5 separate regions of the Homo sapiens genome follow, and all the other regions are linked to region 1. A link is a loop called in an ENCODE intact Hi-C map of the cell type or tissue named here. Cell type or tissue: ovary. All regions are shown on one strand. Links, peaks and the distances in the headings refer to the core of each region. The heading gives the core; the rest is flanking DNA. Region 1 holds the start of ACTN1 (actinin alpha 1). Region 2 has its middle 63 kb from the start of ACTN1-DT. Region 3 overlaps ACTN1 (actinin alpha 1). Region 4 overlaps DCAF5 (DDB1 and CUL4 associated factor 5). Region 5 overlaps ACTN1 (actinin alpha 1).

Region 1 (4,623 bases), core at 1-4,000:
GTCAGGGGACCTTCCCATGTCCGATGTAGATGACCGATGTCGCTGTATAGGGCCCAGCCCTGCATAGGCCTTGGGCACCGCGGCCCAGGTCATCCTGCTTTGAGGAAGCCCATTGTGTGTGTTTTAGATTACCTCTGCCTGTCTGATGAAGTGAGTAAAAGGGCTCCGTTTCAGGGCCTAGGATTCCTGAGTGAGCTAATACAGGATGCCTTTGGCTGAAAAAAAAAACTTCAGTCGGCTCTATAAACTACCCCCCTTTTAAGTTTAAAAAAGGGAATGAATGTTACCATTTTTGGACATGAGCGTTCTCCCTCAAGCCCAGCCCTAACCGCACTATCCAAAGGGACGCGCCATCCTGTCCCCCCCCCACCCAAAACCCCATTCCCAGATCAGCCTGGGGGTGGGGAGGGTATGAAACGGGGAGGGACCGGATGGAAGTGGGCAGCCGGGAGGAGGGGGAGGGAAAGGGGTATTCAGGGTACGTGGCCGCCTGGGGGCACAGGCTCACCGCGCAGGCAGGAAGCAGCGGTAGGGTTGAGGCGCCCTCCCCCCACCACCACGAGTGGTTTCTGACCTCTTCCTGCCACTGGCCACTGTGCCCGGGTCCCATCGCCAGCTCCGAGCCCAGCTCCCGTGGCGGGGCGCGCACCCGGCACACCGCGCCTGCCTGGGATGCAGCTCCGTGGCTAAGTAGGGATCCCCAGTGACTGGCCCCAAATATCCCCTAAGACTGACCCTCGTTCTGCAGCCCCTCAACTCGAACCGAGCTGCCCACCTTTCCCGGGGGTCGGAGGGGCAGGACGTAGCGCAAGCCCATGTCGGGGTTACAGCTTCCAACCCACTGAGTTAAGCAATAAAACGGTCTGCTGTCCTGACCCCGCCCCCACAGGGCCCGCGGGGGAGCCCGCGTACGCCCCCCAGTTTTCTCGTCCCCAGCCGCACTCCAGCTGGTCCTTCTCCAGGCAGATCCGGAGGCGGCCGCCGATCTCTCCGGCGCTCTCCCCTCCGCCTAAGGGGCAGCAGGGTCCCGGGAGGCCCGCCGCTCAGGTTGAACCCAGGGCGGCCCAGGAAGCGGCGCTGCCACCGCACGCCATATGGAGAGGTGGCCAGGGGCGGAAGAAAAGGGAAAATCGATCCGGAGCAAGCAGCCCCGAGCCGGGGTCTCAGCCCCAGCCTGAAGACCACCGCCCCCGAGCACAGCCCACGCGGGGATGGTTGCAACAGCCGCAGGGTGGCCTGGACCACGGACCCCCAAGGAGACCTGCCCGCCAGCGGCGCCACCTCCCCGCGCTCCGGCCCGGCGTTCCCGGGCTCCGGGGCAGGGGCGCTCCCGCTTCCGCCAGGCGCCTGTAACCCAACACCCCACCTCGCAACGGCCGCACCGCCCCCGCCCCCTCCCGTGCGCGCCCGGAACCGGTTCAGAGCCCGGAGCCGAGAGCCCGGCAGGCAGAGCGGGTCGGGGCTGGGGGCTGGGGGCTGGGGGCTGCAGCGGGCGGGGGCGGCTGCTAACCTTTCTCTGCTGCTTCTCCCAGGCCGGGTCCAGGAGCAGGTCCCGGTCCCAGTCCTCTTCTGGCTGCATGTAATCGTTGGTTTGCTGAGAATCATAATGGTCCATGATGGTGCGCGCGTGCTAGGGTCTGGATTTCTTCCTCCACCTTCTCTCTGAGCAACGGCTGCTGCCCTGGCGTGGGGAGGGAGTAGGGCTGGGCTGGGCTGGGCTGGCGGGGCCGGGCTCGCTCCCCTGCGCCCGGTTCCGCCGCGGCGCTGCTGGCGAAGGCTGCTACTGGCGGCGACAGCGGCGGCTGGGCTCGCGGACTGCCTGCCTCTGGGCGGGCGCTTGGACCTAATCTCCACGCACACTGAACTAGGCGGACACACTAGCGCTGCGGGAGCCGAGGCGGGCGGGGGCGGGGGGAAGGGGCAGAGCCCTCCCGAGGCTCTCCATTGGCCAGGCCGAGTTGCCCAAACTTCCCCCCATCGCCTCTCATTGGGAATTCCTGGCATCCGTCAGCCGGGCTGCGGCGCATATAGGTGGACTGGGCGGCCCCCTCCCGGCGCGCACACCCCCGCCCACTCCCGCGGTGCCCGTTCCCCCGCGGCTCATGTGACGCCAGCTTAAGCTGAACGGGACCGAAGCCGGGAGACGCCTCCCCGAGCTCGGGGACTGAGTGGCAGCGCGCTTGGGAACCCCAGGAGCCGCCGGGATTGGACCCGTTCCCCGCCACCGTTATTGCGCTCCCACGCGCGCTCCAAACCCCGGGGTGGGAGGGGGCTGGAGAAAGGACGCGAGGAAACCCGAAGAACATTCATTTTCTCTTTCCCAGGGAACCTGGGTCTGGGCAGGTCGGCACCCTAGGAAAGGGGGCGGAGTGGGGCAATGGAAAGGAATTTCTTGGGAATTTCACGACTCCACCGCCGCCCCCCCCGGCCCCGCCCCACCCCACCCCACCCTACAAGGCGCGACCCGGCTGATCCCTGCCCTGCAGGAACCCGGTTTCTCGCCAGCGAACTGCTCTCAGAGGCTACCGAGCGTTCCCGCCTCGCCGCAGGAACTCTTCTAGCTCGCCCTCGGGCTCTGGGGACCGCTCCACAGCGGGGCCTCCCGGAATTCCCTGCCGGTCTCCGCGGGCACACTTGGCTGGCTGCTGCGACCAAAACTACCTTCGCGTGGCAGGGTCCTCCCTCCTCCTCACAGACACCCCGACATCACCCTCAAAACTGGAAGGGACAACCCCGAGTGATCTAGGTAAATCTACTCCGTACCCCCCTCCCACATACACACGCCTGACAGATGGGGAAACTGAGGCTCAAAGAGCCGAGCGCGGAAAGAGCTTCTGGACTTCACAGGCCAATCCGGTAACCTTATGCCTGACAAACAAAACCTTATTGTCATTGGAGGAGGATGGAGGGCGGGAGTGACTAAATAGCTCTAACTTCTGCTTGCCACCTGCCAGGACTCCTTTCCCTGGGCTTAGTAAGAGGAGAGTCTAAACGCGCTAATGCCCGGGAAGGAGCAGGCCTCGCGTTCTGGCAGGCTCCTCTATGGGATCCCGGTTCCGAAGAACAGTAGCAAATAAACCTCTCCTAGGTTATGCACTGTCTTGTGAACAACAGATGTGCCAGTCTTCCACCCCAGCACCCAGCACATAGTAGAGCTTAATTTATGGATTTGAGGCTGGCCACGGTGGCGGTGGCTCACACCTGTAATCCCAGCACTTTGAGAGGCTGAGGCGGGCAGATCGCTTGAGCCCAGGAGTTGGAGACCAGCCTGGCCAACGTGGCAAAACCCCGTCCTTACTAAAAATACAAAAATCAGCCGGGCATGGTGGTACACGCCTGTAGTCCCAGCTACTTGGGAAGCTGAGGCGGGAGACTCCCTTGAGCCTGGGAGGTCGAGGTTGCAGTGAGGTGCATTTTCACCATTGCACTCCGGCCTGGGTGACAAAACAAGACTGTCTCAAAATATATACATACATATATGCATTTGGCCCTTTATATCCACAGGCTTCAGAACCCGCAGATACCCAGGCTGACTGTGAGGGACTTGAGCATCCTCAGATTTTGGTATCCATGGGGATGCTGAAACCAATACCCTGCCAATACTAAGGGAGGACTGTATTTGTAGGATGAATGGCTGCATCAACTGCAAAAATTTAAATTTAAATTTAAATTTAAAATGCAAATATGTCAATTCAGAAGTGAGTGAAGGAGTTAGAAGAAGAAGTTCACTGACAGGAAGGGCCCTGAATTATGGGCTGGATTTTGTCCTCTACCTTCTCTCCAGGCGATGGTGGATACCTGAAAGCCACCCATGGAAAAGGTGAAGAAAGTGCCCCCTGGTTCTCAGAAGAGCCACTGCTGCTGTTGTGAGCAGATATCGGATGGTGTCTCTGGCTGCATCATTCGTCAACCACACATATTCATATGAGTGTTACCCTCCAGCACTGTGCCTTCCAAAAGCCCCTGGCTGAGGAAGCACTGCTTCTGAGCCACAGAGACAGCTGATTTATGGACCATTTTATCACCGCTTCTAAACTGTGGCTCTAAACCTAACACAGAGGGTAATGGTAGTGCTGTATCCATTCATTCACCCAATAAATATTTGCTGAGCACCATCTGCATATCAGGGAATGTACTAGATGTATACAGAGATGAAAAAGCCATAGTCCCTGTCGCACACAGCCCAGCAGACAGACACAGAAACAAAAATATGATGTCATGAGTTAGACGCAAGGAGAGAGATCTGACAAGTGTACTGTTGGAACAGATGAGGGGCACTGAACCCCGTGGGAAAGGAGGCTCCAGGCTTAACTTTTTGGAGGAGGTGAAACTTAAGTGAACGTTAAAGAATGAGAGTCAGCCAGATAAAGAGTGTGGGAAGTTACTCCAGAAGGAAGGACCAGCACAAGCTAATGCACAAGGACAGGAAACTGCATGGTATACAAAGGAATGTCTAGCATCTCAACGTGGCTGGACTAGAAATCCAAGGCCGGGAGGGGCAAGAGACGGGGCTAGAGAGGTGCAAAGCAGCCAGACCATGAAGGCCTCATGTGCCAGGTGGAGTGTGGATCTAAGGGGAGCAAGGCTGGCTGGAAGCTTTGACACCAGTTGCAAAGCTGTTGC
Region 2 (4,754 bases), core at 377-4,376, 63 kb after region 1:
CTGATAACAAACTTATGTTCAGTTAACAGAATACCAAAGGCCCTGAATGTCCCTTCCAACTTCCATTGTGAGAAAAGCCTCCAACACAGTCTGGCCATGAGTGTCTTTAGGGAGAGGAGGAAGTGGTCTGGTAGCTGGTAGCTATGGAGTTAGCCAGTCAGTCCACCCCTGGAGTCAGCTTTGAGTCCATTTCAGGGAGCCCTTGGCCAGTGCTGGTGTTCAAGCCTGAAGGACCAGAGGCAAGTGTGCATCATTTGAGGGCAATGGCCATGGGCAGGGTTAAGGTAGGTGAAACCCAGTTCCCATATGAAACCAGAAGCACAAAGAGGAATTACCCAAGGGCAACTCACGTGAGCATCCTATCTCATTCTTCTCGGTTTTTCTTTTTAGACATCTTAATTTATTTTTTTAAATAGAGAAGGGATCTCACTATGTTGCTCAGGTTGGTCTCAAACTCAAGCCCAAGAGGCATGATTCTCCCGCCTTAGCCTCCTGAGTGATGGGGGTAACAGGCACACACCACTGCAGCCAACTTTAAGTATCTTTACTGAAATATAATTTATAATTTATATACCATAAAATTTACTCATCTAAAGTGTACAATTCAATGGTTTTTAATTTATTTACTAAGTAGTTGTTACAATGATGCTACAATCTAAATTGAAAACATTTTCATCACCCCAAAAGAGAACCCCCTATATTAGTAGTCACTCCCAAGTTCCCCCTGAACTCCTCCTCTTACCCTTGGCAAAGCTAGTCTACTTTCTGTCTCTATAGATTTGCCTATTCTGGACATTTCATATGAATGGAATCATATGTGTCCTTTTGTGACTGGCTTCTTTGTCTTGGCATAATGTTTTCTTTTTCTTTTCTTTTTTTTTTTTGAGACAGAGTCTTGCTCTGTTGCCAGGCTGGAGTGCGGTGGCATGATCTCCGCTCACTGCAACCTCCGCCTCCTGGGTTCAAGCGATTCTCCTGTCTCAGCCTTCCAAGTAGCTGGGATTACAGGTGCCCACCACCATGCCTGGCTAACTTTTTTGTATTTTTAGTAGAGACAGGGTTTCACCATGTTGATCACGTTGTTTCGAACTCCTGACCTCAAGTGATCCTTGTGGCTCAGCCTCCCAAAGTGCTAGGATTACAGACATGAGCCACCGTGGCTGGCCAGCATAATGTTTTCAAATGCTCATGTGAGCATTCATCCATATTGTAGCATCAATCAGTACTTCATTCCTTTTTATGGCAAAAAATAACATCCCCTTGTATAGACAGACCACGTTTTGCTTATCCCTTCATCAGTTGATGGACACAGTTGGGTTGTTTCCACTTTCTGGGTATTACGAATAATTATGCTCCGAACAGAGTGTACAAGGTTGTGGGTGGTCACCTCTTCTCTTGATTTATTTATGTATAGTAAATAACTCCCCACTCCCCACCCTCATTTTCCTCCCCACATAGGTCACAACTCTAGTGTGTGTAGTGTATATCCTTCATTTTATGGCATTTTATGAAAAATGTGTATTCCTCTTTTGCCTGCATGCATTTGTACATTTCACATACATGCTATTGTGTTTTAGCTATTATTCTGTCTTAATCTCTTCACTCAACACCGTGTTTTTAGGATCCACCCATGTTGCCAGGAGTACTCCTGATCCATTACTTCCAGCTGCCGTGTGGCCCCCGGGGGGTGGGCTGCGAGCACGTGTGCACGTCCACTCCCACAGGGATGAATGCCTCATTTCCCCCAGCTCCCTGTCACCACACACAAACCCACAATGGCCATCTCGGCATGTGTCCCCTTCAGGACCTGGGGGAGAATGTCTAGAATTTATGTTCAGGAGTGGTTTGCTGGGTCATAGAAACATGCATACTTACTTTGAGTTGTGCTGGATCATGAAAAATCTTTCCCCTACCAGCAGGCAACAAGATTAGGGACACATGGATTCATGCATTTTACCAAGCAGAAATAATAGCTGAAATGCACTCACTATCCAGGTTGGCAAAGCTTCAGTACATCAGTGCCGAGGTATACCGTGCCTACTGAAAGCTAGAGGTAGACTCCTCTTTTTATTTGTCTCATGTCACTTTGCTGTTTCTAGAGCACTGATTCCCTTTAAACATTCTGGTCTCATTAAGGGAGGTTGTTCTTTATCCCTTATGGATAAAGATTATTAAGGGAAACTACTTCCCAAGAACTTTCCTTTGTCTTGGGGTGCAAAGTCCTTTGACCTGTAATGAACATTTCTGTGTTTTATGACTGGGGAGGAGATGCTGGGAAATAACTGGTTCCTAAAACACTTCCCAGCACCCAGAATCACCAAGGAGACGAAAGGAAAGGGAGAATTCAAATGATTAGCTAGGAACTTTTACCTCTGACTTCTGGTTGTTTCCTAGAGAAAATAAAATCCTCACGAGCAGAAGAGCCTGAAACATTTCTTTCTTGTGGAAACTTCCTATATTTGGGGACAATCAATCATTCCAGCAAACCTTCAGGTTATCACATCACTGTGAGTCTACTGACGAGAAGTCGTTTCTTTTTAAAGGACTCACTCAGAGTTTACCCTAGATCCCTACACCCAAGGGTGCCTCTTTTTACACAACAGATGGGCATCATCAGAAGTCTTTTGCAAAGAACCCATTTGTATGTCATGTGAATCCCTTTGTCCTCGTTATGGTTTCCTAAGTTTGGATTTCTCATAATTGGCTTTTCTTAAAGTGAAAGCCATACTCCTGCTCAACAGGCTAGAGGTGAGAGTGAATCGGGCAGTGTTGGGACAGACTGGGCAGGTCACTGTGAGCGCCTGGCTGGCAGCTGGGAGGGGAAGCAGGGCTGGGAGCGCCTCGGGCTCCCTCCAGCTGCTGCCACTCCGTTCCCCTCACCAGCTTCTGGTTTTTGAATCCTAGCTCTGTGGAGCAGCTCCTGTGGCTGGCTTTATTTGGAAGTATTTAGGGCAAAAAAGGAACCCTGAATTTCACAACACTGAGCTTCATTTCTATTTATGTTCTCATAAACGCAGAGAGGGAGGAAGAGATGACATTTTTGGAGAAGTCACCAGTACTTTCTACCTCTATTTGTCCCCGACATTTTGCTTAAGGACAGTATCATGGCAGTGGAGCCAAAGTCAACAGGTCATTGGACCTGAAAAAAGACAGGATTATGATGACAATAACAGCTGCTCTTTCTACCCAGTTCCTACTGGGCATTGTGCTAGGTGCTTTGTGTATGTTTTCACTAATCCACAGGAGAGCATTGCAAGGTAAGCCTCGTCGCAACTTTGTGGATGAAGAAATTCAAGGTCAGAAGAAGAAAGTGACTTGGCCCATGCCTCAAAGCATCACACTGTGATTAAACATCACATTCTTCCTACTACCTCATGCTCTCTGGGACCCCCACTTTCCACCCCACCGAGGCCCTCGTCTTTCTCTGACTTCCTACTTCTGCTCTTCTAAGACAACTAAGCTGTGACTCAGAGCATGAGGGGAAGAGGTTTCTTGGCACCAGGAAGGGACTCAGGGCTCAGGGAGACAGTTTAGAGCCAGAATAAGCTCATTAGGTCACAAGAAAGCAGGAATGACGGGAAGACACTTCTTATTCTTGCCCTCTGATCCCATTGTCCCTGGCAGAGAGTGGCACCCTCACCCCAGCAATGCTTCCTCAGGGGAGTAAGTTTGAAGCAGTCTGGGAAACTGGGCAGCTGAACCCCTCCTGACCCCTAAAGTCACAGTGGGGGCTGAGAAGAAGAAGAAAGACCTTGTAACTGTGGGCTTGGCAAGGGTCCAGGGATGTGCGCTGGGCTCAGGTTTTCCCTCCACCCCAACTTTGCAACAACCTGGGCTCCTGCGCCTGCTGTTTGGGGCTAGTTGGCCTGAGGGGAGGAGGGGAAAGAGGGCGTTTGGGCAGGGGAGGATGCAAGCCTGCCAGGAGAGCCCGGAGCGTCCTCAGCATGGGCAGCAGGGAGTGAATGAAGGGAAGGAGAACTGCAGGGCTCAAGAAACTCCCTTTCCTGGACTGGCTGCTCCAATGGATGGAGCTTGCAGGATAGTGGCACACAGGTGAGGAGGCACTGTTCCTGTGGGCCACAGTGTGGCCTCTATGGACTGCAGACACACACAGAGCAGTTTTGCCCTTAGTTACCCATAGATCATCTTAGAGTTTCCTGTTATTCTAAACATTGAAGGTGGGAACGCTGGAGCTTGAGGAAAGTGGAGACCTGGCACCAGGAATTCCAGGAATCCAAGAGGCTGTCACCTGCCATGAGGTCAGGTGCTCATGGTAAGGGCCTGGCCAAGAGATCTTCCTTCTGCCTGTCAAGGACTTGTCCCTGACCCTGTAGGCACCCACGGCTGAAGTGCAGAGTCCTTGATCCATTACTGGATTAGCAATCACAAGAGTCAATTCCAATTAGAACAGAGAGTCTAAGTTATCTGGTTGGACACAAATGAGTTAATCCTCTTGAATGAAGACCTAGCTTGGCCTCTTAGACCTGCTGTCCTGGCAATTCCAGTTTATCCAGTAAGTTTGACTTCTTTTCCAAGGAGACCCTAGAGGCACGTTCACCATTGGTCCTCCACCTTTTCAGGGTCCCCAGCCTTCCTCCTGGCTCCCCTTCTCCCTAGTGCACCAGCATTAGAATCAGTCCAGCCAACTCTTTCCTTCCTTCCAAGTGAAATCCAAGAACTCACCTTTTCCTGAATTCTTTAAGCCACCCATATTGACCCAAGGGATGAAGCAGCAGAAACAGTGTAGTGTGTAG
Region 3 (4,000 bases), core at 1-4,000, 67 kb before region 1:
CTGGCCATCAAGTCTATTCCCTTGACAGAGTTTGAGAAGTTATTTGAGAAACAGAAAAAGCAAGCTGGGAAGCTGTTCAGAGCTAGTCGTGTTACACGTGTAAATTTTGAGACAACAGTTTTTCAAACTTCAAGAATTAGCTCCCCCTACTCTCTTTTATTCAAAGAAATGGTAATGATACAAAATAAGTCGGCAACCTCTATCAGGTTGGGGAGGAAGATTTGATCTGGGAAATCTACACATCTAGGGGTCTCCAGACAGGGGAATCCCACAGCCTGAGGGGTGCACACAGCTGAGTGAGAAGAAAGCATTAGGACTCCTAGACAGATTTTGTTTTTAATCTAAAAAATAAGGTTTCCTTATATTTACTGCACGGATCAATACTGCTGCCCTCTGTGTGTGAAGCAGCCACGTGTCTATGAGGTTAGGCAGGCAACTGAGGGGGCTCACGGAGCTCCCAGCACAGAAGAAAGACTGCAAACCACACTACCCCCCTGCTAGGTTTGTGCTGTGTCCCCGCCCAAATCTCATCTTGAATTGTAGCTCCCATAATTCCCACGTGTTGTGGGAGAGAGACGGTGGGAGATGATTGAGTCGTGGGCGTGGTTTCCCCCATACTGTTCTCGTGGTAGTGAATAAGTCTCACGAGGTCTGATGGTTTTCTAAGGGGAAACCCCTTTCACTTGGCTCTCATTCTCTGCCTGCTGCCATGTAAGAGGTCCCTTTGCTCTCCCTTGCTCTTCTGCAATGACTGTGAGGCCTCCCCAGCCATGTGGAACTGTGAGTCCATTAAACCTCTTTTTATTTATAAATTACCCAGTCTCGGGTATGTCCTTACCAGCAGCGTGAAAACGGACTAATACACCCTGTGTTTGTGCCTGTGAATTGGAGGTTAAGGTACTCAGTGGACTGTGTTCATGAATGATCTCATTTATTTTCAACACACAAAATGGACTTTAAAATGACATTCAAGGGTTCCTACAAAGACCATAACCACCTAAGCAAAAGCAGACAATTTAAAAATTGGAAAAGCTAATGCTTCTACTTAGCTTAAGCTCTTCGTCAGCTAAATCACAAGAGTAACACAATGATGACTGCAGAGCTGACAAGAAGTCCACCCAAAAGAATCAAAATCATCAAGAAGGCTATTTGAGAAATGGATTTACATCCACTATCATTAACAAGAACCACACCCCAGGTGACTACTATGACCCTCTTTCCAACCACTTCAACCCTAAATACCAAGTACCCATAAACCGAACTTGGAACTCTACATTGCTGCATCACAGAGTGTCACACCTAGATCTCCATCACAAAGCAATTGAATTGAATCCACGTTGTTTTCATTAAGAAATTCCTTTGATTAAAAATGTTTATGATGTCTATGCCATTAAAACAAATATTTAAAAAATAGTATCTCCATCTCATCTTGTAAAAGTTTGTTTCAGTATGTGTGTTTTATCACAGGCACAACAATACACAAATATTATTATGCAAGATAAATACAGGCATAGCAGACATAAAGCTCAAAAACTGCCCGAGTGTGGAATCAAGCGTAGAGATCACCTCTCCAGACCATGGCGGCCCTTGCAGATCTGTGAAATGGCCACTAGAGGGTGCTAGGGGAGCAAAGTGGAGGACGGGGTTAGCGCCCCTCCTGGTCCTTCCTCCCAGCCGCTATTTCCCCACCCTTTCAGATTAACAACCCAAGAGCCAGGTGGGTTTTCCAATATACTTCCCCATGGCAGCCTTGGGCTTTCCCAAAGTGGGGAGTTTCCCTGAGGCCAACATGCCTATGAGAATCAGAATGGCAAACAGTTCTTTTTTCTACATTGACTGGAGGAGAAGGCTGATGCCCAATAAATGAGCAAGAAGCCCAGGACATGGCCCCTGATCAACGTCCGTTGCCCTGGGTATGGGAGTTCTCCAGGCTAAGCCCAGGGAGGGAGACGAGATGGTGATGGCGGGATGGAACAAAGCAGAAACCCACCTTCCACGGAGATGTCCTGGATGGCAAAGCGCAGGATGATGGTCCAGATCATGCCCAGGGTCATCTTCACATTCCCATCCACGATTTCTACAGAAACAGCAGCAGCACACATCAGAAAGGGCCTCAGCGGGGACAGAATTAACACTCCCTCAGCACCCACAGCACTCCATGCCCCACGCTAGGAATCAAAAGACTCCAGAGCTCTACTTCTAGAGGGAAACAGGATTTTTGCTTGTTTTTGAGACAGGGTTTTCGCTCTGTCACCCAAGCTAGCGTGCAGTGGTGCAATCATGGCTCACTGCAGCCTCCAAATCCTGGGCTCAAGCGATCCTCCCATCTCACCTTCCTGGGTAGCTGGGACTACAGATAGGCCACCACACCCGGCTAATTTTTTCATTTTTTGTAGAGACAGGGTCTTACGATATTGCCCAGGCTGGTCTCAAACTCCTGGGTTCAAACGATCCTCCCACCTTAGCCTCCCAAAGTGCTGGAATTACAGGCATGAGCTACCATGCCTGGCCTGGATGTTTCTTAAAGTTAATGCAATAAACTGTGACAGGTGCTGGAAGAGAAGTCTATTTGGGGCACAAAAAAAGGGTGTAATCAATCCTAGTTGGAGACAGTGGGTACATCAGGGAAGGCCACAGAGAAGGGGGCATTTGAAATCCTGATCTGTGTTCCCAGCCTGATGAAGAGGGGAGGATTTCTAAGCAATCACAAATGTTCTGGCAATTCTGTGAGCTGGGGCTCTCTGGGCAATCACAGCTCTCAAAATAGCCACCCACACGTGGAAAAACAGTGGAATCAAGAGAAAGTCACAAACTTAAAGTTTTGTAAATTGCCATCTTGAACTATCCACTGACTCAATCTCACAATGCCATCAGTTTGGGTATTAAAACAGATGTTTTTTTAAAAAATCAAACAATAGCTTCAAGATCACAGCTAAGAGATAACCCAATATATTTAGTCTAAGCAGCACCTTTTAGAGTTTTAGAATCTACAAGTTCTATGAAGTAGATTTTCTCTTTTTTTCTGTACCAGGCCTAATGGCAGGGAATACAACATAAATAAGCCCTATTTTAAGGAGCCCAATACATGGAGCAATCTATGGTCTTGTGGTTGAACAAGTGATACTCAAATGTAGATTCCACACCCACTCATCACCTGCTTCCAGACCAGGAGATAGTAATCCGGCCCATGGTAAGACACGCTCAGTTAAGAGTAAGGTACCCAAAGAATATCTTTTTTTTTCCTACCTGCAACATTAATTTTAGGGGAGACCCAATAGAACCATGAGAAGGATCAATTTCTAGGCAGTTCTGACCCTACTAGGATTTGCATCCCACAAACCCCTGAAACAAGAGTGGATTTCCATTAAGGATGGTATACTCTAACATCTTAGCCCCTTTCCCAAAAGTGAGGGCAAAACTGTATGCTGTTCCATGACCAGCCGGGTGTAGTCCATGGAGCAGTGCTTGGCCACAGCCACCTCCCAGGGGAGCGGGTAACCTGCTGAGTCTGCATGGGATGCTGAGCAAAGGAACAAGTGTCCACTTTGGACTTGGAATAGGATGTAACCCTTCTTGTAAACAGGGAAGTAAAAATGCCCCTCCCAGAGCCCCAGACACCAGGCGGGGCACAGTCCCACATCCAAATGCTTGGGTTGGAGAGAAACAGAGAGCTGAGCAGCATGCAACCCCTTTTGCTACCAAGCAACACAGCCAGCCAGCATTTTGCAGTCCACATTGTGGGGAGGTAGTACTACTCATCAAGAATCAACTCATAGACCTGGCACAGTGGCTCGAGCCTGTACTCCCAACACTTTGGGAGGCCAAGACAGGTGGATTGCTTGAACCCAGGTGTTCAAGACCAGCCTGGGCAACATGACAAAACCCCATCTCTACAAAAATACAAAAATTAAACAGGCATGGTAGTGCCTGTAGTCCCAGCTACTCAGGCTTAAGTGGGAGGATTGCTTGAGCCAAGGCAGAGGCTGCAGTGAGCTGTGAA
Region 4 (4,000 bases), core at 1-4,000, 110 kb after region 1:
TTGAGGCTAATGAATTACCTAGTGAACCTAGGATAGTTTAAAAAGAAGTACACGTACTCTGAAGAATATCTGGGTCCATCTGTATGGACTGAATAATCTCATAATTAAAAGCCAGATGACTGTCTCAGATAAATAGGATCTCTTACTGCTTTTCTCATCCATGTTCATTCCTATTACGGAAATTCTCAGATTCCTGTCTGGGATGGTTACCCAGCCTATGACTAAATGAAAAGTTCCAGAACACAGAGCCTCAGGCTGTGGGTGTTCTCAGAGCACACAGGAATGAGGTCAAATATAAAGCCCAATATAAGGAAAAGGCAGGCTATGGAAACTGAAAGCAGAAAAAAAGATTCTGTCTAGACTCATCAAAGAATATACATGTCAGTCCTGCAGGTCACACTGTAACTGTGACAACTGCTGCCTTGAGTGTGGAAAGTCAGAGCCTATAAATCACCTTTGAGACATGTTCTAGGACTGGGACAGTAAGTCTGACTTCTTGTGCACACTTAAAAAAAACTATAAGTTCAGTAGATTAGTTCCACTATAAATCCATTATTTAATTCATCCTCCTAATTGGATGAATTATTTAATTCATCCATCCTTCCAGGCCTCTGGAAGTTGAACAGGAAAAATCATACTTATCAATCCTGATTTACAGTTAGAGAAGACTTAGGCCCACAAAGCTAAATACCACACATTGACCAACGTACTCAAGATTTACTTCAACAAATTTTTATTGTGTTCTCACTGTGTGCCAGGATTTGGAGACAAGACAATGATGAATTAGCTACATTTCTTAGTCCCTAAGGAGTCAACAAAAAAGCCAAATATAAATCTCTGTATTTTATATACCTCTAACTATTTCAGGAATATGAACAGACTTTTAAGACTTTAACTCTGTTAACTGACCCAAAGTTAGATTCAATGACTTTGCATCTTCTTTCAAGGAAAACCACTTACCCCAGCCAAAAAGAAGTCTTGTCTGTCAGAGAGAATAAAATACCCATAAAACTCTTCCCATAGGACAAGTCACAAATAATAAATTAGTCAAATCTAAATAGAGAAAAATCAAAAGCCATTCAATACTTTTATAATTATATATAAACTGAAAGACAGAAACAATGATATCTTTGATGTATATACCTAGGACTATCACAAAATACCTTCTGTGGCTCTGCCTATGACAATACCTGCCCCAATGCATCTGAGCAAAATGGGTAATTATAATCCGGATCACAGGTTCTCAACCAGGGGCAATTTTCCCCCCAGGGGACAATGTCTGGAGACATTTTTGGTTGCCTGGAGGATAACTTAGGATGATATTACCGGCTTCTAGTAGGAAGAGGCTAGGGATACTGCTAACCATCTTATAATGCATAGGACAGCTCCACACAACAAAGAACTATCTAGCCAAAATGTTAACAATGATAAGGATGGGAAACCATGGTCTAGGTGCTTACATGTTGGCTAGAGGTCTTTGTTCTGGGTCTTCTAAGGTCCATGAAGATAGGCTTTGTTGCTAAACACAACCTGAAGAAAATCACCTTTCCCTCAGCCTCTGGTTTCTGGAAATAAAGCCTAGTAAACTATTAATATCACCTTCACTGCATGCTCTATTATTCAACAAAACAAGAATTACATGCATAAGAAGTTGACAAAGGATAGGAAATCAACAAAAGCAAAGAAAGAAGGAAAAAAGGAAGAGAGGGAGAGACTTGATTGTCATTTCCACAGCCAGACAAAGCTAAATCAACCATTCTGTATATCTGTTCTATTGAGAGTCTGATCGCCTATAGAAACTGTTTCTTCCCACCCAAGAAACAAATTCCCTGCAGTGCCATACAGGTATATACAAATTAAGTCATTCAGGTACTGTGGGCACCCCAAGGAGACATCACTGAGGCCACCTAGTGGTCTCCAGTATGGATCTCAGCTAAGTAGGCCCTAAGACTCCAACATGAGTATAAATTCTGAATTTGGATATATAGTCTCTATTTATAAGAGAGGAAATCTCTAGTTCAGAAAACTTAAAAGAACATTCTCATCTATCTACACGCAAGACAATTCAACAGGCATTTATTCGGCTCCTATTACATCTACTAATCCTTAAACTATGACATTAGGAAGCCTCTAGCAACCCCCATCTAAGGAGAAAAATCCTAGCTTTTACTTCAAAAAGCGAGGTCTTGCCAGTTTCTCAAAGAAATTTTTCTTTTATGCCTCTTTTATATTTCTTTTATGCCAAAAATAACTCTAAAGAGGTGGGGTACAGCATATAAGAATTTTAAGTCAAAATTTGACATAGTTGACCCAAAGATAAGAACACTAAACATTAGCGAGAGACTAAGGTTTTTCTTTTTCCCAATCTATATGTGAAATAGCAATAAGATTTGTTGTGCTTGAGAATAAAAAATTCTATTTGTTTATTTGATCAGTCTTTCCTTAGATTTGTCTTTCTTCCCATTTGTCTTTCCTCGGCTTGGTGACCCAGATTAGCCCAACTGGTCACTGACACTTCAGAACTTCTATGGTTAAGACAGAAAGGTGCAAGAAGGCCAAGTATATTCTTAAACTGCCAGCTTTAAGTCAACATCAGCATCTCCATTCCTGGTGAGACTCAGAAAAGGCTGGAAACTCACAGCTTGGGCTCTCCATTTCCAGTTGTGATGCTGGCAGTAAAAAGAAAAAGAGTCAGCATCTGGCTCCCTCTCAAACAAAGCTGCTTACCCCATTTCATCCAAGAAAAAGATGGCATCCCAAGAGGCCATTCAAGATACATGTCTCTTGGATGGTACTTAGGGTGTTTCATTCATCATTGTGTTTTATTGGTTTCTTTTTTTTAATGTCTCTCTCACCAGCAGGCTAATTTTCCATGGATTCCCTCTCCTTTCTTCTGAAATGGCACATTCTTAGAATCTTAAAATCTGTTCACAAACTTGGCAGAGCTAGGTGGCTCAGAACCATATCGTGGCCAGCCTTGGTTTATGGTGTGTGCCTTGTATTTACCCATTGACAGCCTTGATAAAGAAACTCACTATTATTAAGTCAGAACATCTCCAGGCACTCACTGTTTCCCCTTAATTGTTTCTACCTGACATAATGGTAATGAGAAATAAAGACCAGTATAGAAAGAACAATCAGAAAGAAAAGCATAAGTGTGAGATGCAGGAGGCAGACAGCATTTACCTGGTCACGATCTCCTGCAAAACAGCAGCTTTTCATGGTGCATGAGTTGAAGTAACCCTGATTGTCAAACTGAAACACAGGCAGGCGGGAATGGATGTCATAGAGCACAGGGGGCAGGCGTCGCCTCAGGGCCAGGAGCTGGGTCCCGTTGCTGTTGAATCGTACACTCATGGCACTTTGGAGGGACAGGTTTCCACCATAGCGCAGGAGAGAACTGGAAGGCACAAGGCACAGGAATCAGGCATGAGATAGGCTAAACAAGAGTCTGAAAAACACATGTTTGCCTATGACCTCCTGTCAAGCTTGCATAGCTGAATTTCAGCAAAAGGATATTTCTGTGCAGTGGCTAGAATAATGAGGGTAGCAACGCTTCCTTCGTTACTTTAAAACAAGTTACTTCAATTGTCAGTTCTCTTGCTCAGTCTCCAAAAGATGAATTACCAGTAAAGTTACAAGAAAAGGATAACAAAAACATCTTGAAAGAAGAGACATATTAAAATAATGATTTTCTTTACCCAAGCTAACTGCACAACCAAAAGCATACTCGTCAAGACCCTGAGAAGTGGGTTGTATCCACTCTAACTGGGTAGTCATGGACAGTGTTTAAGCAATATAGTCATCCTTCATATTAGAGATACAAGAACCATCAGTAAAAACAATAGGCCGGGTGCAGTGGTTCAGGCCTTTAATCCCAGCACTTTGGGAGTCTGAGGCAGGAGGATCACTTGAGCCCAAGAGTTTGAGACCAGCCCTGGCAACATAATGAGACTTTGTCTCTACAAAAAAATTAAAAAATTAGCCAGGCATGGTGGCA
Region 5 (4,000 bases), core at 1-4,000, 54 kb before region 1:
CTACATGTCTGGTGCTGTTCTAAGCACCTGAGACACAGAGAGAAGATGACCTGCCCCAAGGAGCTCAGTGTGGAGCAGAGAAGAAAACAAGCGAACCGAAAATGACTACACTTTGTGATAAAAGACACAGCAGAGGAATTAATGGGGTATTATAGGTGCTGGGGAGCTGGGCAGGTAGGGGGGTGGTGCGGGCAGGGCACAGTCCACTCAGATTAGGGGAGAGAGGAAGGGTGAAGCCTTCTTGAAGGACACCCTCAAGCTGCATTTTGAAGAATGATAAATTGTAAGGCCAGATTTGTTTAAAACTGGGGAAGGGTAGTGGAGGAGGTAGGAAGCAGGGACATTCTAAAAGGCAGTTAGAGGCAAGGCACGGTGGCTCACACCTGCAATCCCAGCGCTTTGGGAGGCTGAGGTGGGAGGATCACCTGAGGTCAGGAGTTCAATACCAGCCTGGCCAACATGGTGGAACCCTATCTCAAAGAAAAAAGAAAATAAATAAATAAATAACGGCAGAGGAAAACAGCACGGTGGCTCCTCAAAAAATTAAACAGAGAATTCCCATGTGACCTAGCAGTTCCACTTTGGGGAATATACAAAAAAAGAACTGAAAGAGGGATTTTAAAAATATTTTGTACAACCATGTCCTAGCATTATTCACAATACCCAAAAGGTAGAAACAACCCAAGTGACCACCGACAGGTGAATGAACAAAATGTGGGGAGCCATTTTATAGCTGTAGGTCATACATACAATGGAATACGATTCAGCCATAAAAAGGAAAGGGATGGCGGCACATGCTCCAACATGGATGAACCGTGAAGACACAGTAAGTGAAATAAACCAGTGTCACAAAAGGAGAAATACTGTATGATTCCACTCGTACAAGGTATACCTAGAGTAGTCAAATCAGAGACAAAAAGTAGAATGGTGGTTGCCAGGGGAGGGCCGGGGGGAGCGGCGAGCTAGTGTTGAACAGCTGTAGGGTGTCAGTTTGAGACGATGAAGAGCCCTGAAGGTGGACGGTGGCGATGGCTGCACAACAGTCAGTGCATGCCCTTAATACCGCTGAACTGCACCCTTTAAAATGGCTAAAATGATACATTTTCTGTTATATATTATTTTACCACACACACAGGTTTTATCTGAAAGTAGAAAAAACTACTTTTAAAAAAAAAGGGCAGTTAGAGCTTGTGCAAAGGCACAGGAAACAGAAAGTGCATGTCATCTGGGGAGAGCTGCACGTTCCCCCTGCCCCCACCCCACAACTGGCAGAGGATCGAAGGTCTGATACCTTTTTGGGAATAGTTAGTTGAAAACAAAGCAGGTGCCAGCTCATGCAGGATTCCATAAGCTATGCTAAGGAATGTGGCCTGCAGGCTCAAAGCCCTGGAGAGGCACCGCGGGCTGAGGGCTGTGAGAGGGAACAGTGTGACCATATTTGGACTGACTGTCGGACAAGCCCTCTGGCTACAGTGACAGGGGTGGACTGCCAGGAAGAGCTGGGGTAAAGGCCTTTGTGGGATCATCTAGGTGAGAGTTGACACAGGCCACACTGACACCACAACAGTAGGGGTTAAAAGAAGGACTGAGAAGAAGGAATCAGAATAAACAGAACATCAGTAACAACTTGCAAAGAAGAGCTGTCTATGATCCCAGCTTGGGTGCAGAAGAACAGGACTCTGGGAGGGAAAAGAGGTTTGCTAGGGCAGGAGTGACAAGCACAGAGTTTTGGACATGCTGAGAGGACTGTGTGGGACATTGGGGTGGAGACGCCCAGCGAGGTTCAGCATTTCAGAGGTGGCTCGAGGGAGAGGGCTGGGCTGGGATTAGGTCTAAGGCTCACCGGCATCAAGGTGAAGAGAGTAGCTAACATGGCCCAGTGTATCAACCAAGGCTAGACTCACAGGACTCCCACCCCTTAAGGGATGGTGGCAGAAAGGCATTCATAAGCAGGATGAGATGTGTGTTCCAGTAGAGCTGTCCCTCCAGACATCTGGACAAACCAGGGGCTGGGGAATGGCCTGGGTCACCTGGATACAGGTAGATAAGTAGTAATGGAGCCAAGATTTGGAGACAGTCACCCATGGTTAACATTCTTGGCCACAGAATCCTGGCACTGGGGAGGAGAAGGAACCTCAGTTCCTTCAAACCCTTTTTTTTTTTTTTTTTTTTTTTAAAACAAACAAGGATGCTGAAACAAATGTCCAAGGCACCTGGATGGCTGGCAGCAGAACCAGAACTCAGACCCACGCTCCTAGGATGAATTCATACATGTCATCCCCAACTTGTTTCAAGAGACCAAAACCAGCTGCGCTCATAGGCAGAGCAGATGCCAAGGTGTCAGGCAGCACCAATAGACAGTATCTCGTCCTGGGCCAGGTTCCGCCTCACCTGAGATGACCTCCAGCAGCAGCATGAGCTTCAGGCCATCCCGGAAGTCCTCTTCGATGTTCTCGATCTGTGTCCCCGCCTTCCGGAGGTGGGAGTTACACCATGCCGTGAATGTCTGGGCAGAGACAAGAAGGGCAAGTGGTCAGGGGGCTGGTGTTGTCACCCTCATTGGACAAGCCATTTAATGGTGCCAGGGGGTGGGAGGTGGACACCTACTCAGCAGAGCCTCTCAACACAGTTGCCCCACCATGGTCTCATTCACTGCATCAACCAAGCACTGAGCTACCCACAGGGCAGCAGCTGAGGGACCCTACACAGAGCCTGCTACATGGGTGGGAGCAAGCAGGATACATGAAGCAGCAAATTCCCTTAACATCCGCCTCCCAGCCCTCTCTCAAAGACTCATGCCCACCCACATTTGAAAATGCCACAATTCCATTCTTACAAGTTACCTCTTAAGTTATAAGACTTAGTTTCAATCTTCACAGTTTTAAGACAGAGTAACCCCGAAGGAACATATTAAGCCCTGTTGATACCTTAGGGTAAATTAGTATATTAAATCCTTTCTCACTTGGCAGCCAGCTAAGAGAAAGGAGTAGTAAGTTTTGCTGAGAACAGAATTCAGATGCAGGGTGTCAGGACAAGGGAGAAGAGTAAGCACCCCAATGTGTATCTGTGTGTGCTTTGGGTGGGGATAGGGGCACCCTAAGCTGCAAAAGCATGAAGAGTTCCAGAAAGGGAATGTAAGGAGGTCAAATCAAAGACCATCAGCTTCATAGTTACTTCTCTATTAAGCAGATTATGATCAGGTGAGGCAGCAACTAAGCCATCCTGTGCCAACAGCACCAGCTAGTGGCTCAAACAGGAAGAGGGTGTCTCAACAAACATGAGAAACAAAAGCATGCATCGCAGTTTTACATGTCCATCTAAAACAGGTGTCTCTCTCCAGCTGTCTCCACTCTGTGGCAACCAGAGAGAAGAGCTCCCTTGCTTTAGATCTAAACCATTCATTGGCAACTCCAGACTTCTCTGCACCAAATGGCACTACCAATTACATGGGGCTCACCCAACACCAGAGCCATTCAGCTCTCTTCCCACCTGCCCTGCAAAATTCAAAGGATGGGCAGTGTATCATTCATGTGACAGTAGGAGCCACACTAGAAATACTCTTCCTCATGGGAAAGGTCACAGCTTCATGCTCCCCAATCCCTTCCTCCTGCCCTGGGGAACTCTAAAGGTGAAGTGGCAATAAGTGGGTAGGAAGAGGGAAGAACATCACACCAGCGAGTATCAGGGGAAAAGAAATAGCTGCTTAGATTTAGGAGCAAAAGTTGAAGAGCCTATGAACAAGAAAGGGAACAGGGGGACAGAAGCTATCCCTCCACACAGGCGGGGAGAAAGGGACAGCATTATGATACCCTGTGACTTTGGGCTTAATTTTTCAATCATGTCTCACTAGTAACTTACCAATATGGAATACCTCTCTCTCCCTGCAAACATATCTCCACTCTGCAGGCCAGCCTACTCCCATGATGAAGAGAAACGGCGTATTGTGCTATCCCAGAGCTCTGGGAAGACTGGCACACAGATCAGGGTAGATAGGGGACAT

The links. A loop is a pair of places that touch in the nucleus more often than their neighbours do. Peaks named below come from ENCODE experiments on the same cell type or tissue, not always from the same donor. Only the 100,000 strongest peaks of a DNase experiment are listed, where the experiment ranks them.
Region 2: it touches region 1 in a loop (4-fold over the local background); 34 of 110 quality-filtered maps call a loop at or near these places.
Region 3: a loop joins it to region 1, with 2.1 times the contacts of the local background. A loop is called at or near these places in 62 of 110 quality-filtered maps.
Region 4: it touches region 1 in a loop (2.2-fold over the local background); 34 of 110 quality-filtered maps call a loop at or near these places.
Region 5: a loop joins it to region 1, with 1.9 times the contacts of the local background. A loop is called at or near these places in 65 of 110 quality-filtered maps.

Annotation. Positions count from the first base shown.
Region 1 is chr14:68,977,442-68,982,064 of GRCh38, forward strand. It overlaps ACTN1 (actinin alpha 1), which reads right to left and starts at 1,861. Exons shown (of 22, transcript NM_001130004.2): 1 at 1,511-1,861. The coding sequence starts at 1,615. ACTN1-DT (ACTN1 divergent transcript) reads left to right here and starts at 2,241. Exons shown (of 4, transcript NR_073422.1): 1 at 2,241-2,343; 2 at 2,487-2,746. RefSeq lists enhancers at 729-1,728, 1,729-2,727 and a silencer at 1,869-1,918. In ovary, for the core only: no CTCF peak of the experiment used is centred there; DNase peaks (open chromatin) are centred at 490, 1,380, 1,910, 2,536 and 1 weaker place; H3K4me3 peaks cover 2,841 bases; H3K27ac peaks cover 3,124 bases.
Region 2 is chr14:69,040,272-69,045,025 of GRCh38, forward strand. No RefSeq gene overlaps it. Among named protein-coding and RNA genes, the nearest start is that of ACTN1-DT, 63 kb to the left of the region's middle. In ovary, for the core only: no CTCF peak of the experiment used is centred there; DNase peaks (open chromatin) are centred at 2,830, 3,439 and 3,848; H3K27ac peaks cover 2,290 bases.
Region 3 is chr14:68,910,166-68,914,165 of GRCh38, forward strand. ACTN1 (actinin alpha 1) reads right to left here. Exons shown (of 22, transcript NM_001130004.2): 4 at 1,991-2,077. Among named protein-coding and RNA genes, the nearest start is that of ACTN1, 67 kb to the right of the region's middle. RefSeq lists an enhancer at 1,711-1,830. In ovary, for the core only: a CTCF peak has its summit at 1,631 (motif pointing right); a DNase peak (open chromatin) is centred at 1,616.
Region 4 is chr14:69,088,488-69,092,487 of GRCh38, forward strand. It overlaps DCAF5 (DDB1 and CUL4 associated factor 5), which reads right to left. Exons shown (of 9, transcript NM_003861.3): 6 at 3,187-3,400. Among named protein-coding and RNA genes, the nearest start is that of DCAF5, 63 kb to the right of the region's middle. In ovary, for the core only: a CTCF peak has its summit at 1,919 (motif pointing left); no DNase peak of the experiment used is centred there.
Region 5 is chr14:68,923,167-68,927,166 of GRCh38, forward strand. ACTN1 (actinin alpha 1) reads right to left here. Exons shown (of 22, transcript NM_001130004.2): 2 at 2,392-2,506. Among named protein-coding and RNA genes, the nearest start is that of ACTN1, 54 kb to the right of the region's middle. RefSeq lists enhancers at 814-1,351, 1,352-1,887. In ovary, for the core only: no CTCF peak of the experiment used is centred there; no DNase peak of the experiment used is centred there.